2 separate regions of the Homo sapiens genome follow, and region 1 is linked to region 2. Evidence: chromatin loops called from intact Hi-C (ENCODE). Cell type or tissue: dorsolateral prefrontal cortex. All regions are shown on one strand. Links, peaks and the distances in the headings refer to the core of each region. The heading gives the core; the rest is flanking DNA.

Region 1 (8,332 bases), core at 133-8,132, 560 kb after region 2:
AGACCAGCCTGGCCAACATGGTGAAACCCTGTTTCTACTAAAAATACAAAAATTGACCGGGCTGGTGCCATACGCCTGTAATCCCAGCTACTCAAGAGGCTGAGGCAGGAGAATCGCTTGAACCTGGGAGGCAGAGGTTGCAGTAAGCCGAGATCGCGCCACTGCACTCCAGCCTGGGCAACAGAGCAAGACATTGTCTCAAACAAAAAAAGAAAAAGCCAGGGGAGAGGGGGTACGTGGTGACTCACGCCTGTAATCCTAGCATTTTGGGAGGCCGAGGCAGCAGGACTGCTTGAGCCCAGGATATAGCTTGGGCAACAGAGCGAGATCCTGTCTCTATAAGGAAAAAAAAAAAAAAGAAGCAGCAAGTAGAGCACTGAGATTCTGAGTGATTTATTTTTACTGCTACTGATGTTATTACTTTTATAAACGATTCTACCAGAAAAATGGCATGGAAGTCCGGGTGCAGTGGTTCATGCCTATAATCCCAGCACTTTGGGAGGCCAAGGCGGGCAGATCATTTGAGGTCAGGAGTTTGAGACCAGCCTGGCTAACATGATGAAACCCTGTCTCTACTAAAAACATAAAAATTAGCTGGGCATGGTGGCAGGTGCCTGTAATCCCAGCAACCTGGGGGGGTGAGGCAGGAGAATCGTCTGAACCCAGGAGGCAGAGGTTGCAGTGAGCTGAGATCTCACCACTGCACTCCAGTCTGGGTGACAGAGTGAGACTCTGGCTCAAAAAATAAAAGTAAAAATAAAAAATGTTATGGAAAGAGAAGAAAATGAGAAGAGAACACAGCCAGAAATGGCAAGAAAGGTGGGGCTGCACATATGCCTCAGAAGGCAAGTTAGAGCCCTTGGCACAACCTGCTGCAGCCACTGCTGGGGAGATACAGTTGGCACTGACCCAGCCTCTTGGAGGAGCAGCACTTCAAAAGAGCTTAATCCACAATTCATCTCGTCCACCTGTGCATACTCCTCACCCATGCTGCAACATCTAAGCCTGGCAGGATTTGAAAGGGAGCTTTTTGCTACATCATAAAATGTCTCCCTCTTTCAAAAACATTCAGAATGAAACCCCAGCTGGCCAAGCTCCCTCCTCTCTTACAAACACACTGAATGACTCCAGTTGCTGGGAATATCCCTTTCCCTTCTTCAGTCATTCAAATTCTCCTCTTCCTCTTTTGGGGCCCTGCTTAAGCTCTCAGAATTTGAAAGTCTGCCCCACCCAGCTGAACAGCCTATACAAACTCTGCAGTCACTGCCACCCCTAAAAAGGCATACGAAGAGCTCAGAGTCTACACTTTGTCCTCTGTCGGGCTGGGGTCGGCACAGATCATAGACTGTCTCTCATTACTGCTTTCAGATTGTTGTTTATACACACAGTGCATACTGGTGCCTGGTCAGAAGCAACCTTCTCCATGGAGGGAACCACAGAAAACAAAAACAGTTAAAGTGGCTGCCACTGCGGAGCTGGGATGAGCAGGCTGAGGCAGGCTGGAATCACTGCTTTTCATAGGCCCATCTGTACTGTTTGATTTTACAACCATGGGTTCAGACTCCTTTGATTAAAAAAATTAAGAAAAATTTTAATGCTGCAATTTTTTAAAAAGGAATGACCATCCTCCTTGCATCAGATGGTCTTCAAGCCTGCCTAGACCCTCTCAAACATCTTTAACATAAAATCAGTGTCTGAGTTCTGCCTCATCATTGTGGGCATTTCCAGTGGAAATGGCATTGGTTAACTGTGAGTCAGAGCCCACGTACTTTGGAATCCAGCAAAGGGCTTCAGGACCTAAGAACAAAAACTCTAGTCTTCACAAGACACTCTCCCTAAATCAGAGAATACATTCTAAATTTTCTTTTTTTTTTTTCCCCAAGATGGGATCTTGCTCTGTTTCCCAGGCTGGAGAGCAGTGGCAAAATCATAGCTCACTGTAACCTCAAACTCCTGGGCTCAAGTGATCACAGGCATGTTGCCACCATGCCCAGCTAATTTTTAAAAAATTTCTTAGAGACAGAGTATTTCTATGTTCCCCAGGCTGGTCCCAAACTCCTGGCCTCAAGTGATCCTCCCGCCTCAGCCTCCCAAGTAGCTAGGATTACACGTATGAGCCACACATTGTAAATTTTCGTTTCCCCATGAAATTCAGCGAGACAGACATTATGCTTCTAGAAAGTACAGGGAGACCCAGGCACTGCCTGATTCACAGAGAATCCTGTCTTCTGTAGACAGCCCAAGTATGCTACAATAAAACAGCAGCCTGTCAAAAATAAGATTTTTGAATGACTTTAGTAATATATTCAAATGGGGAAGTTTCTTGGGCTTACATGTTTTTAAAAAAGGCCAGACTTTTCAGAATATCCTAAAACCAGGAACACAATACTGCCTTCCTGTACAGAGCTTTCAAAACCATAAACAGAAGGCAGATGCAGTGGCTCACACCTGTAATCCCAGCACTTTGGGAGGCCAAGGCGGGCAGATCGCTTGAGCTCACAAGTTCAAGAACAACCTGGGCAACATGGCGAAATCCTGCCTCCACAAAAAATACAAAAATTAGCCAGGTGTGGTGGCATGCACCTGTAGTCCCAGCTACTTGCAAGGCTGAGGTGGGAGTATCACTTAATCCCGGGAGGTGGAGGCTGCAGAGATCGTGCCACTGAACTCCAGCCTGGGTGAGAGAGTGAGACCCTGTCACCAAAAAATAATAATAATAAATAAATAAATACACAGGTGGAACTGTTCAAATTCATCTATATGAAGCACAAAGAATTTCTGTTATGCATTTGGGCCCCTGCAAGCACCAGGGCAACCCAGATGAGTTGTGTCAGCTGCCTTCACGCTGGTTCCAAAAATAAACCATACCCACTTGTTGCTTATTTAAAATGCTGAAGCTCAGATATGTGGGGGAAATGGCTAACAGCCATTGTTCCTCCTAGAATTGGTACTGAAGAATTGGTGCCAATGCCCAATTTCAAACCAAGGAAAACACTTCCCATGCCAATCAGAATTCTACGTTCAAAAACATTTCTATGCATGTGGTATGTTTCCTATAGCTTTTTAGTATGTTTCACCTCTTCTTAATTAAACATATAATAAAATTGATATTTTCTTTGCTTTTTTTTTTTTTTTTTTTTTTTGAGACGGAGTCTTGCTCTGTTGCTCAGGCTAGAGCGCAGTGGCGTGATCTCGGCTCATTGCAAACTCCACCTCCCAGGTTCAAGCGATTCTCCTGCTTCAGCCTCCCAAGTAGCTGGGATTACAGGCACCCGCCACCACGCCCAGCTAATTTTTGTATTTTTAGTAGAGATGGGGTTTCACCTTCTTGACCAGGCTGGTCTTGAACTTCTGACCTCGTGATCCACCCGCCTCGGCCTCCCAAAGTGCTGGGATTACAGGCGTGAGCCACGACGCCCGGCCAAAATGGATATTTTCTTGGTATACATTTTTACGAATTTTAACACACGTACACAGATTAATGTAACCATGACGACAGTCAGAATATAGAACAGTTCCCTCCCCGAAACTCCCTCAGTCACTGCTTTGTAGTCATACCCTCCCCGCCCCCTGCCAACCACTAGATTGTCCATCTCTATAGTTTTCCTGTGACTTTTTAGCTGTAACAGATTCCAAATTAATGATAAAAATTCCTCAAAAAATTTATTAATGGAAATATTAGTTTACACATTAATATCACTGATTTGCCTTAAGTTTAAGAAGTTACTTCTTTAGTGACCTCTAGTGGAAAGAAATAAACATGGTAACTCTGCACCCAGCTTGTGCCTGTCACAGGTTAATTCCTCATGAAACTAAATAAAACAAGGTTTATGGATAAAACAAGATTCATGAATGAAATGTGTTTCCCTTAACTTAAATCATCAATCTACTTCAATTCTCAAGGGGCTCTCTCCTAACCTATAATCACTGTTTCCCTTCACCATACTGTCCAATAGTTACTTTTACATGCTTCACTGTACAGAGAAGATAGTTTGTAACTGAGATAATCAGCTCCTAAATTTGTCTACCATGTCTACATGTCATCAAGCCCAGCAGGCTAATCCTCAGGCATTAGACAGAGAAAGAGAGCTGTTTTGTTAACTAAAACAAAAACTGCAGGGAATGGACACGCTCTGGACTGACACCATGTCCCTGCTGTAATTAATCAGCCACTTTGTGTACCTGTGGCAATATATACTGTTCACAGAGTGGAAAGGATCTAAGACACTCCAGGAAATGGGTAGGTGGGAAACAAAAGATAGCAGCAGGCCATGTGGCTCATCTAATGCCAACAAACTCACTTTACAGTGGTTAAAAACTGGGCTTTCTTAAAAAAAAAAAAAAAAAAACAGTGAAAAGCAATCCCCTTACCACACATGCTCCAACCCCACCCCTCCCACCCTGCTGCCCCCATGTACACTTACACATTAGTGTGAAGCTGGAATTCATCAGTCTTGTAGCCAACTGCAAAGTTGCTCTGGGTCACTCGGGATTTTGCAGTCTCAAAATTCATCTGGTAGCCGGCCAGCCAGCCCTCGTAACCTAGCACCAGAGCACCCCGGATGGAAGGCCCAGCAATGTCGAAATCCATGTCGCAGCCCAGGTTAATGTGCTCCCGCTTGTACCCTGTCTTGATTTTAGCATTTTTTTTCCTGAAGGAAAATAAGTTATATTAAGATCAGAAGCTAACTCACCTTGAAATGCAAGTTGTCTTTTTTTTTTTTTTAATCCCAGGTCAAATAAAGGGAGTGGGGTGGGGGTGAAGTCAGGGCTCCAGTTCTCCCTTAAGCCACTGCTGTACCACAATGAGCAGGACACAACCTCTCTTCCACAGGGACTCAGTCTGCAGAAACCCCACAATAACGAAGTGAGAACACAGACAGGAAAAGCCTGAAAAATAAATACGAAGTAACTTTCTTCTCCTATCCTCTTTGTATGCTTAACGTAGCAGCCTACACAGGCATTCATTAGGTAGAAAGCCACCATGTAATTATGAAACAGATGCATCTTTGATATTTTCCAAACCTGTGGAAAAGATTTATCTGCCATGAAGGCAGCTACCTAAATAGCAGCTTTTAAAGAGACGGTTTTCTTCTTACTCTGTGGCTCACATGGTTAAGTAAGGAAACAAAGGCTATGTTCCCTCTAAGTGAGTACAACAGTAAAATGGATTTCAATTCCATATTCATGAGACCCCAATGAGTACATATTTCAGAGAACCGGGTACTGATGTAGAACCTGGAACTCTGCAGTCATGGGGGCCAGGAAGTGTTAGTTAGCCAGACAGTATCCCAGGTCCAACCTGATGATACCAGATGTGAGTCTATAAGCAGTTCAGTGTCTCTACTGCCGGTTCCTCAAGACCCAGCATCCCTTAGGAAGAGCAGGTGAATAGTGTCACCTGCAGACCTATTATTACCATGTCTTTTACCAAAAGTACACACTGGAGAACAAGATCACATCCAACAAATACAACATGGATCATTTTTATCTGATTGTCTCTATCATTCAGTTACAAGATCGACATCTCCCACAGGAAGCTGCATTCTCAGCAGAGACCACAGGAGGAACCAGATCCACTCAGAGCCTCAAGGACTACACAGCACTGTTCACTTCTAGCTTTATTCACATTGAGATTAATGCTTCATCCTCAGCACCTAGACCATTTCCTCCTAAATGGAACCAGTGCTCCTTGGAGAAATGGCCAACTACAGATCTTAGGCAGGAAATGTACACAGTAACCTAAAACATCTATCAAAGCTATTGAAGACTACTGGGGTGGAGGCAAAAGGACTTACAAGGTAACCTGAAGAGGCTCCCAAGGGCTTCGACAATGGAGCAATGTGAGCCTCAATAAGAAAAATATTAGCAATAGGCTGAAACATATTAAACAGTATGTTTATTCTAGGCATTATAATGACACTCGGGGCCAGGCGCAGTGGCTCATGCCAGTAATTCCAGCACTTTGGGAGGCTGAGGCAGGTGGATCACAAGGTCAGAAGTTCGAGACCAGCCTGGCCAACATGGTGAAACACCGTCTCTACTAAAAACACAAAAATTAGCTGGGCGCGGTGGTGGGCGTGTGTAATCCCAGCTACTCAGGAGGCTGAGGCAGGAGAAACGCTTGAACCCGGGAGGCAGAGGTTGCAGTGAGCCGAGATCGCGCCACTGCACTCCAGCCTGGGCGACAGAGTAAGACTCCGTCTCAAAAAAAAAAAAAAAAGAATTATAATAACGCTCAAATCACATAGCTGTCATCTTTAAAGACTAAAGAACCAACCTGTTATTTTAAAAACAGCAAAAGGCCAGGTGCGGTGGCTTACGCCTATAATCCCAACACTTCGGGAGGCCGAGGTGGGTGGATCACCTGAGGTCAGGAGTTCAAGGCCAGCCTGGCCAACATGGCAAAACCCCATCTCTACTAAAAATGCAAAAATTAGCTGGGTGTGGTGGCACATGCCTGTAATCTCATCTACTTGGGAGGCTGAGGCAGGAGAATCACTTGAACCCAGGAGGTGGAGGTTGCAGTGAGCCAAGACCGCGCCACTGCACTCCAGCCTGGGTAGCAAGAATAAAACTCAGTCTCAAAAAAAAAAAAAAAAATCATGAAACAATCATGTAAATTTGAACAGACTAGAGATTTGACAATATTAAGAAATGATCCACTGGGCGCAGTGGCTCATGCCTGTAATCTCAGCACTTTGGGAGGCTGGGGCAGGCGGATCACCTGAGGTCGGGAGTTCGAGCCCAGCCTGACCAACACGGAGAAATCCCGTCTCTACTAAAAACACAAAATTAGCCGGGTGTGGTGGCCCATGCCTGTAATCCCAGCTACTCAGGAGGCTGAGGCAGGACAATCACTTGAACCCGGGAGGCGGAGGCTGCGTGAGCTGAGATCGCACCATTGCACTCCAGCCTGGGCAACAAGAGTGAAACTCCATCTTTAAAAAAAAAAAAAAAGAAAAAGAAATGATCAACTTTTTTCAATATAATAATAATATCATGGTTATGCTCCTTTAAAATGGATTATTGCCATTTAAAGATACATAATAAAATATTTACAGCTGAAATTAAGTGTTGTTATTTACTTAAAATAGTATGTGCGTGGAGGAGTGTTATATTTATGGCTGTATAAATAAAACATGATTGGCCACAGGTTGGTAACTATCAAAGCTGTGTGATAGGAATAGAATGAGGGTTAAACATATTTTTCTGTATATTTTTGTATGTTTCAGATTTCTCATTAAAAAAAAATAAAGGTTAAAAATTCCAAATTCTCAATGAGACAAGAATTTTAGAGGTCACAGCTGAAAATAAAGCCAGCACCCCTCCCAAGTGATGTAGGAAAATAGCCTGTTCCATGGCAAGAGTGACACCGTCTTGAAACAAAATCACCACTGATACAGTTTCGATGCTGTATCTTCTGAATCTCATGTTGAAATGCAGTCCCCAGTGTTGGACCTGCTGGGTGGTGGTTAGACCATGGGGGTGGATCCCTCATGGATTGGTGCTGTCCTCCCAATAATGAGTTATGAGATCTGGTTGTTTGCGTGTGGCACCTCCCCACCACTCTCTCTCTCTTGCTCCTGCTCTTGCCATGTGATGTGCCTGCTCCTGCTTCATCAATCACCATGACTAAAAGCTTCCTGACGCCTTCCCAGAAGCCGAGCAGATGCCTGTGCTCTGCTTGTACAGACTGCAGAACCATGAGCCAATTGAACCTCTTTTCTTCATAAATTAGCTATCCTCAGGTATTTTTTTCTTTTTTTCAGACAAGGTCTCACTCTGTTGTCCAGGCAGGAGTGCAGTGGTGCGATCATGGCTCACTACAGCCCCTACCTCCTGAGCTCAGGTGATCCTCCCACCTCAGCCTCCCAGGTAGCTAGAACTGACTATAGGTGCGCACCACCAGGCCCAGCTAGTGTGTGTGTGCATGTGGGTAGACGGGGTTTAACCATGTTGCCTAGGCTGGTCTCCAACTCCTGGGCTCAAGCAATCTGCCTGCCTTAGCCTCCCAAAATGCTGGGATTACAGGTGTGAGCCACCTCGCCTGGCCAGGTATTTCTTTAGAGCAATGCAAGGACAAGACTATAGGCGCTCACCACAATGACCAGCGTGTGTGTGTGTGTGTGTGTGTGTGTGTGTGTGTGTGTGTGTGTGTGTGTAGATGGGGTTTCACCATGTTACCTAGGCTGGTCTCCAACTCCTGGGCTCAAGCAATCTGCCTGCCTCAGCCTCCAAAAATGCTAGGATTACAGGCGTGAGCCACCTTGCCTGGCAAGAATAGCCTAATACAGCCATGACGACCAAGGAATGCATCATAGACAATCCC
Region 2 (8,332 bases), core at 67-8,066:
TAGTGGCATATTACTAAATGCGTAGTGGTATATCACTGTGATTTCAATCTGTATTTCCTAATGACTGATGATCTTGAACATCTTTTTATGTGCTTATTTGCCACTCATAGGTATATATCCAAGAGAAATGAAAGACTATGCTCACAAAAGGACACATACAAAAATATTTATGGAAGTTTTATTCATAGTAGTTCCCAAATGGAAACGAACCTAATGTACATTAACAGGAATCACAAAACAAACTGTGATATAGTCATACAATAAAATACTACTTAGCAATAACAGGAACGAGCAATGGATTTTCCCAGCTACATGGATAAAACTCAGTGTTATATTGAGTTTGAGTCAAAGAAGCCACAAAGTTTCCTTACTGTATGGTTCCACTTACATAAAATTCAAAAATAGCTAAAACTAATCTACGATGCTAGAAATCAGAACAGTGCTTGCCTCTGTGAATGGGAGGGTTGACTAGAAAGATCATTTTCTAGGTTGATAGCAATGTTTTATATCTTGATTGAGTGATGGTATATACATGTGCTGAATATCATTGACAAAAATCTATGCATTTAATTGTATGTAAATTATACCTCAATTTTAAAATAATTCATATTCAGGTTTTACTTTTTGTTCAAACCACACTTGTGATTAAATAATCTCAAGTGGAAATTTAAGAAATCTTTTATTCCTCCCAAATCTTAACAAGCAATCCAGGGCTTCACACCTGTGCAGGCTGGCTGGCAGGGGCTCTGACCCACTCTAGGCTCTGAAGATGAAGGGGGCTCTCAGGCAGGGACTACTGTGCAAATTCCCTGACCTCAAATGATGGTGCCACCATAGCAGCAGGAGCAAGAGGACAACAGGGACCTGGTGTGGTCTGGAGCTGCTCAAACTGCAGAGATGCTTCTAACACAGGAGAGGGTCACACACCCATGCTGGTGGGCCCTCTGTTCATGGCTGCAGCCAGGGCTGGCCCACGGGTGCATGGCTGTAGAGTAATACAGGGTCCCACACTCAGAAGGGCCTTGAGCTTGGGGCTTACTGCTGGGGTTCTTGTCTTGAAATGCTTGCTGATCCTCTTTGAATTTGTGTTCTATACGAGAAGGGTGACGGGACAGTGGAGAATGTGCCAGGGCTTGCAGCCTCGGCTCATGTGTGGCCCTGACTCTCACCTCCTCCTCAGCATCCCAGGATGGCTCTCTGCTGCCTGCTTCTCACCCCTATCCCCTGGGTGGTCTCCCCCACTCACCCCTGCTGCTGCCTTCAACCTTGAACAGTGACCTGGTCACATTGAGGGAGGGAGCATTCTGCCATTGCCCTCCACCCCTGGCAGGGGCCTGGGTGTGGGTATGGGTGAGGCAATGGTTGGGCCCACACCACCAGGCATCTCAGGGCGGGGCAAGGGTATGGCTGTCACTGCCCAGGCTGATAGCACCATGGTGCATACAGTGGGCCTCTTGCTCACCTTCAAGTCAGGTTTTGAACACATCCTGGTACAGGGGTTGCAAGCTGTTGGATGTTGTCTGTCTGTAGAGGGTTGGGCAGTGGGCCCAAAGGAAACCCCTAGCTGAGGCTCTACATTTGCCTTCTGCAGTGGGTCCTACAAATTATGTGGCCAGTTCTGGCTACAGCCACTGTCGGGGGACTCCCCTGCCTGCTGTCTGTATACTTTCCCTTGCATGATCCCAGGCCCGACAGCTGAGCATATGGGATAAGAGTTTCCCCATTCGCTGAGCTCTTCGCTTGCCCTTGTGGTGTGCATTCCACGGGGTGGCCATTGCCCTAACGGTGGGTAACACTAGCAAGCTGGTCCAGGAGGGGGAGCCATTTCCAACGCCTTATGTGCTGTCTTCAGAAATGATCTCTAAGTGCTGCTCTCAGGAGGATAACAAGTGAGCCCATCCCGCCACCTTGAATGACAGCCCATAGGACACAAAGATTGGCAGCAAGCTGCTTTGGGTGGGCATCATGCTCACTCATTCATTCATTCATTCATTCAGATACCTATTGAGTGTGTGCCAGGCCATATTCTAAGTGCTAGAGATATAGCAGTGAACAAAACATACAAAAATCCCTGCCTTTATGGAGCTTATATTTGAGTGGAGGAGACAGGCGGGAAGTGATAAGTACCATGAAGAAAAAGAAAACTAAAAAAGGAGATGAGGAGTGAAGGGACAAGGGATATTTAGATAAGGTGGTCAGGGAGGGCTTCTTGGAGGAGGCAGCCTTTCAGCATGGAGTGAGGGAACAAGCTGAAGAGGATCAGAGTCCAGACCGAGTGCCAAGTCCCTCGGGTGGGAGTGAATTTGATGTTTTCAAGGAAGAGCAAGAAGGATGATTGGGATGAAGGAGAGAAGAAGGACGTGGGCAAAGATGGGGTTAGAGGCGAGTTGGGGACAGAGCAGCAGGGCTGGGTGGGGAGCTCTGGCTGTGTCCTAAGTGTAGTAACAAGCCACTGGTGGATTTTAAGCAGGAGAGTGGTACGATATGATCTATGTTCTTTCAAATGCATGCTGGCTGCTGGGTGGAGGATTGACAGAAATGTGGCAAAAGGAGAAGCAGGGAGGCAGCCTAGGTCTGAGCAAGAGAGCCGGGCCTGGACTGGGGGGCACTGAGGAAGAGCGGAGGGCTTGGTGAGACAGTGGAGGGTAGTGTGAGTGAAGGAGGCGGGGTAAGAAGGACTGTGTAGGTTTGCAGCTGAACAATGAGGAGGATGCTGTTTACCGTTTACTAAAAGGGGGAAAACGTGTCAAGACCAGGTTTGGAAGGAAAAAAAAAAATCAAAGAATTTGTTCTAACTACTTTAAGAATGGGATGGCTATTACGTGTCTAAGTGGGGAAAATCAAGGAGGGAGGTGTCCCTGGAGATGTAGAAATGGAAGATTTTAAAGTCATGGGACTAGAAGACATCACCTAGGGAATGAGAGTAAATAGAAAACAGTGTCATCCTACACAAATTACTCTTAGACAATTATCGAGCATGGTAATTTGTGAAATTTAACAATTCTATCTCTACATTAGGAAAGGTGTGTTTGACTTGAAAATATGTGTTTAATTGGGTCATTCAGACCACTTCAAAACTCTTGCCACGTTTATTTCATTTTTCCTTTATGGCTGCAAGTTGTAATGTCTTAGAAACAACACCCAAGCCCCTCTGGGCTGAAGTGATTGTTCTGATGAATGAGGCTTTCTGTCTTCTGAGAGAATGAGGCTAAATGAACAAGAAACAGGTCAGTGCTGTGCAGGCTCTGAACGGCCGAGCTCTAGTTTTGAAGTTTCATTTGTACAGTTGCTGCCTGGGGGAAATGGAAAGAAAAAGAAAAGATCCCCTGGTATTTCTGTCACAACAGGTTGGAGCTGGCCCGCTGGCTTTGTTCTTGGACTGCACGAATGAATGGGCGGCTTGTTTCCTGGCCCCTTTTGACTGCTCTGCACTGCTCACCTGGATGAGGCGCAGTCCTGAACTGGGGTCTTGGGACATTTCCAGCATTCGTTGACATCAGCAGAAACTTCAGTCCTAAATGCATCCAGGCGGTACCTCGTGCTGTCCTGTCTGCCAGCTAGGAGCTGGAGAAGGCCCATCCTCCCTCTGCCTTGCTCTCTTGGGTCCTTCCTGCCCTCCTTCCAAGAGCCTTTCACAGCACTCTCTGTGGAAGAGGCCCTCAGCCTCCCTCCTGGAACCTCAGCGGGCAGGGCTGCCCAATTCTGCTGCTATGTGAGGAGTTAGCCCCTGCTACAGGAGCGACAGAGTGCATGGGGTGACAGTAGTAAAGGCACAAAGGTGGCTGTGGTCATCGAGGGGTGGTGGGGATGATGGCGGTGAGGCGGTGGTGATGGCTAACGGTGGTGGAGGCAATGGTAGTGGTGACGGCAGGGATGGTGGTGGTTGATGGCAGTAAGGATGGCGATCGGGGTGGTGACGATAGACGTAGTTAGAAACAGCTCATTTTCTTCCCCTCTGAGAATGAGTACAGACAAATGACTCATGACTGAGGCCACGGGACTGCTCTCTGCACAGAGCAGGAAGAAGACATACATAACTGAGTATAACTTTGTCACAACGGAGTACTCGGTGGTGCACAAGACTGGGTGTGCACGTGCCAGGACAAGTCCCTCGGTGCACACAGCGCACGTGAGCTGGAGCCCAGCATGGAGCTGAGGAACAGCGCTGGGGTCCCGGCGGTTCACCAGCTTACCACCAGGTGTCGCTGTGTGCACGAGGGCAAAGGGCACCCGCAGACCAGCAGGGCCGAGCCGGGCTCTGCAGAATCGGACTGGGCTCCCTGTGGGGAGACCACATTCTGTCTGACGCCAGCAGAAGAAGTGCCTGTCCCCAAGATTTCAGGGGACACCTCAGACCCGAGTCATGCAGCAGCTCCGAGGCAGGTGGTGCCCCTGAACTTTCTAGCCGTTCAAAGTCAGTGCACATCCAAGCGTTTGCTGAGTGATTCTGCTGCGCGGGTAACCACCCAGACCCGTGAACAGTGCAGGAGGCCAGTTCGGAAGTTATCATGAGATGATCACCCAGTGTGATGGAAGCATCTCCTGGGACCGGCTGACAATTTGGGAAGTTTACAGAGCACTTGAGAGAGACACAACCCGAGGGGACTGTTTTGGAGATGGGAGATAAAAGGAGATGATATTTGTATTCAATACCTTAGAGACAGGAAATGACATGTTTTGTGAGCTTTGCATTTCCGAGCAGTCTCTCAGATGATGGTCTTTAGAATGTCCAGGGGCACCTGGGTTCTCTACGACTTCCCTGGTTGTGCTGTCCCACGGCGTCTCCAGGTTGGTGACACTCAAGCACTACAGGAATACGTGATGGTGTCCTCTGAGAGGCACTATGGCACATCTCAGGCCAAGGGAAGGCTGGTCTGGACAGGGAAGCTGGCAGTGACCATGTGGTCACTAGGCAGCATTCCCATAGCTGGGCTCACTTCTAAATACCACGTAAAGGAGAGAGTACTGGCTTTGGAGTCTAACGATCTTGAGATCTTGAGTCTAATTCTCCCATCTGGAAAATGGGAGAATAAGCCTTTCCCTGAAGCCCATAGAGAGAAGCACATGCCATAGTGAAATGTAAGGCACTTAGCATGGTTCCTGGTGCACAGTGGGTGCAGAAAATGCTAGGCCTTTCCTCCCTTCCCATCAAATAGATAACCTAATCAAAAGAAAATCTGTAAAAACAAAACAAAAGATATAGCAACATTTCTTATGCGCATCAGACTGGGTCTAACTATTAGACTGTGGATTAATCTATTTCAAGTGAGTATTGATAGAAAAGATCTACGGGCTCACATGTATTGCACATTTATTATGTTCCAGACACCATAAGGACTTGATGTAGATTTTGTTACAGATTTTTGACAACACTTTATTATAAAGTTTTTAGTTTGTAAATCTTTTTAACATTAAGATTTCTTCAAAGTGACCTAAAAAAAAAGGTACCTTAGCTAAGTCCGAGGTTTGTCTTAAGAGCTGCTCTCAAGCTGTTTGAATGGCCTGTCCCAGCCTGGTCTTGTCTCCCAGCAGGAGACCCAGAGCAAGTCAGCTAGAGGCTGGCAGAGATAATGCCATCCCCAGGTGGCAAAGCTGTTAACCGCGCATCGCCAAACCCTCCAGGCCTGAGGTTTAACAATGCCCCACAGCAGGAGTTGTGCTGAGATATTAAGAAAGAGACAAAAGGGAAAGCTATGTCGAATGTGAGTTCAAATTGTTCAGCAGAAAACCTGGAAAAGTAATTAGCAGACTCTTGTGAGGAAAGAATTAATGCCCAACTGACCTCCCAAGACTCTGTAATATCTGAATTTCCACTGTTGGATATTCATTTCTTTGAATAGCCCTTCTGGGTTCCTCTCTGAAACTCTACATTTGAACTTTAAAGTTAAAGCATTAATTAATTAATTCACTCATTGAATAATTCTGTGTTCCTACTGTGGGTGAGATGCTAGGTCCTGGGACACAGCAGAGAATAAGGGAGATATGGATCCTGCCCTCAAAGCTTATGATCCAGTTTCTGGCTGTCAAGTGTAGCCGTGTGGTTTGTCCACTGCACGATAAGCCAAGTGGCGGAAGAAATCCAGAAGCTGGCTGGGTCCAAAGGGAGAACAGGGACATAGGATAAAGAGCCTGCATTTGAAGTTAGGGTGAGGAGAAGGGAAGCAGGAATGACGTGGGGGGCTCTAGTCTTCCTGTCTAAGTGCTGGGGACCCCCCCTGAGCAAGACCCTTCTCTCTTGGCCTTGGTCTTCTCTTCTTCCACATATGGGGAGCTGGAAGTGGACCAGTCTTGACTTCCTCTGTAGCTTTCACCTTCCTCATTGCCCCAACATCCCTGAGAGTGTGCCTTTGATCTCAAAAGAAGTCATCTTTCCCAGTTAGGAATTTTTAAAGCACAGAGTGTGCTAGCAGAAGACAGAGTGTTGTCCTTCAAGCCTGACCAAAGGAAAGTCTTTGCCATGAAGGGAGGACACAGGGAGCAAAGGATAGCCGGGAGTCTGGGGAGGTGAGAGGGGGAGACCTGCCTCCGTGGCTCTCCTGGGCTGTGCTGACCCGCAGGACCAGTGGCTTGGGTCTCCTGCATAATGAGCCCATGTCACTTCATGGGGGTTCTGGGCAGATGAATAGCGCTGCCCTGCCCCCTCCGCACTCCCTAATTGGAGAATGTCATGAAGTTGGTCTCCAGACAGAGATCATTAGGAAGAGACTAACAATTCTGATCCCTCATAACGGAGCTCTCATGGCCAATTAGCAGCAGAGGAAACTGAACTGTACCGTGGGTTGGGGAATGATCAATGCCGGCATTGTGCATTCTGGCAGGGTGGATCACTGGGTGGCTGGGGAGTGGAGGCAAAAGTAGTAGAAGCGGTGGCAATGGGGGCTATGGAGGAGCAATCTCTGGCTGGAGGCACAAGCCTCAGTCCTGTTATTTCCCAGGGAGACAGTCAGCCAGTTCTGCTTTAATAATGCACTGATAGAAGCTCCAGTTCCCTTCTTTAGTTTAGCAAACACCACTGCTACTGCAATCCAGAACCCAAACCAGGCTAAAATGTTTCCTTTTTCCGAAAGTCAGCACAAGTTCTGGGAGGAGTAAGCTGAGATTTCAGGTTCTAAAACAACCTAAATCTCAGCATGTCTTATGTTCTCAGTGTTCCGTCTCTCAAATGCCCAACGGCCCAGAGGAATTTTGGTTTATCAAACCTTGAAATACCCCAACATTCCTCACAGTACTCTTCCATCCTATGAACTAGCTCACACTGCCCCCCAAGACTACCCCAGCAATGTCACCACTGGAGAACACACAGGCTCTGGAGTCAGGCAGCCCTGGGTTACAATCTCACTTCAGCTGTGTGACCTTGGACCAGCCACATAACCTCTCTGGGCCTCAGTTTCCACACCTATAGAGCATGGATAACAACTACTATCTTCCCCAAGGACGAGAGACGGCTCATGTGCAATGCCCAGCACAGTGTGGGCCACCAGAAGGTGCTCAGTAACTGGAAGGGTGCCTTGTTTTATCAGCTCCCACAGCTGAGCCCTGTTCTCAAGGAATGAACCCAGGGGCCTGAGAGGATGTAGCCCCTTTTGGCAGTAGAGATATAAGAGTCCACTTCCGAGGCTTGCCTTTCTCAATTTGCAGGGCTACTGCCTTCTCCAGACCTCCCAAGCCCAGGAAACTGTTGGTAAGTGAAAGGGTGAGTGAGTGTGTGTTGCGGGGGTGGGAGTTCTACACAACACAGGCGGCTCTCCTCATGAGTGCTTCCAGCAATTAGTGCACGCAATGGCGGGGGGAAGGGCGGGAATGGCGGGGGCGATAGGGGTAAAAATGCAGATTCCTGGACTCCACACCCAGTGACTCTGTTCAGTAGTTCTGAGGCAGGGTCTAGGAATGTGCCTTTTTAACTAGGACCGTGGCTGAGTTAGGTTACAAAGCTGTGGTCTTAGATCACATGTTGAGAAGCCCTACAGGGTTGCAACTTCTGCCATCAGGACAGACAAGGCTTTGGTTCCTTCTCAGAGGTTTCATCTGGCCATGTGGCTCCAGAGAAGTGTGAGGGTTTGGGTTTCTCTGGGGAGGTGCACACAGGACCTTTGCTGTCTATAGTTGCGCCTTCTGGAAACATTGGGCAGGCACAAGGGGTGAGAGGTGGAGCTGGGGAGGCAGCTATTTCAAGAACTCTTCTGGAGTCCCTAATGGGAGAAAAATCACACTCTATACCCAGATATCAACTTGTGTGAGTTGGGAGGTCACAAGTAATGTGTGAATAACAATACCTCAGGTGTGCTGAGTTGGAAATGAGTTGTTTTATGATAATGAATTTCAAGTGGATTTA

The links. Hi-C counts contacts between places; a loop is a spot of excess contacts. Peaks named below come from ENCODE experiments on the same cell type or tissue, not always from the same donor. Only the 100,000 strongest peaks of a DNase experiment are listed, where the experiment ranks them.
Region 1: it touches region 2 in a loop (15-fold over the local background); 3 of 110 quality-filtered maps call a loop at or near these places.

What each region holds. Positions count from the first base shown.
Region 1 is chr5:133,976,305-133,984,636 of GRCh38, forward strand. VDAC1 (voltage dependent anion channel 1) reads right to left here. Exons shown (of 9, transcript NM_003374.3): 6 at 4,425-4,652. Among named protein-coding and RNA genes, the nearest start is that of C5orf15, 12 kb to the left of the region's middle. In dorsolateral prefrontal cortex, for the core only: a CTCF peak has its summit at 3,750 (motif pointing left); no DNase peak of the experiment used is centred there; H3K27ac peaks cover 2,577 bases.
Region 2 is chr5:133,419,794-133,428,125 of GRCh38, forward strand. All of the region lies in intron 3 of FSTL4 (follistatin like 4), which reads right to left. It overlaps MIR1289-2 (microRNA 1289-2), which reads right to left and starts at 7,913; the gene lies at 7,803-7,913. RefSeq lists enhancers at 3,924-3,973, 4,064-4,358. In dorsolateral prefrontal cortex, for the core only: CTCF peaks have their summits at 1,812 (motif pointing right), 4,192 (motif pointing right) and 4,394; DNase peaks (open chromatin) are centred at 1,718 and 4,188; H3K27ac peaks cover 892 bases.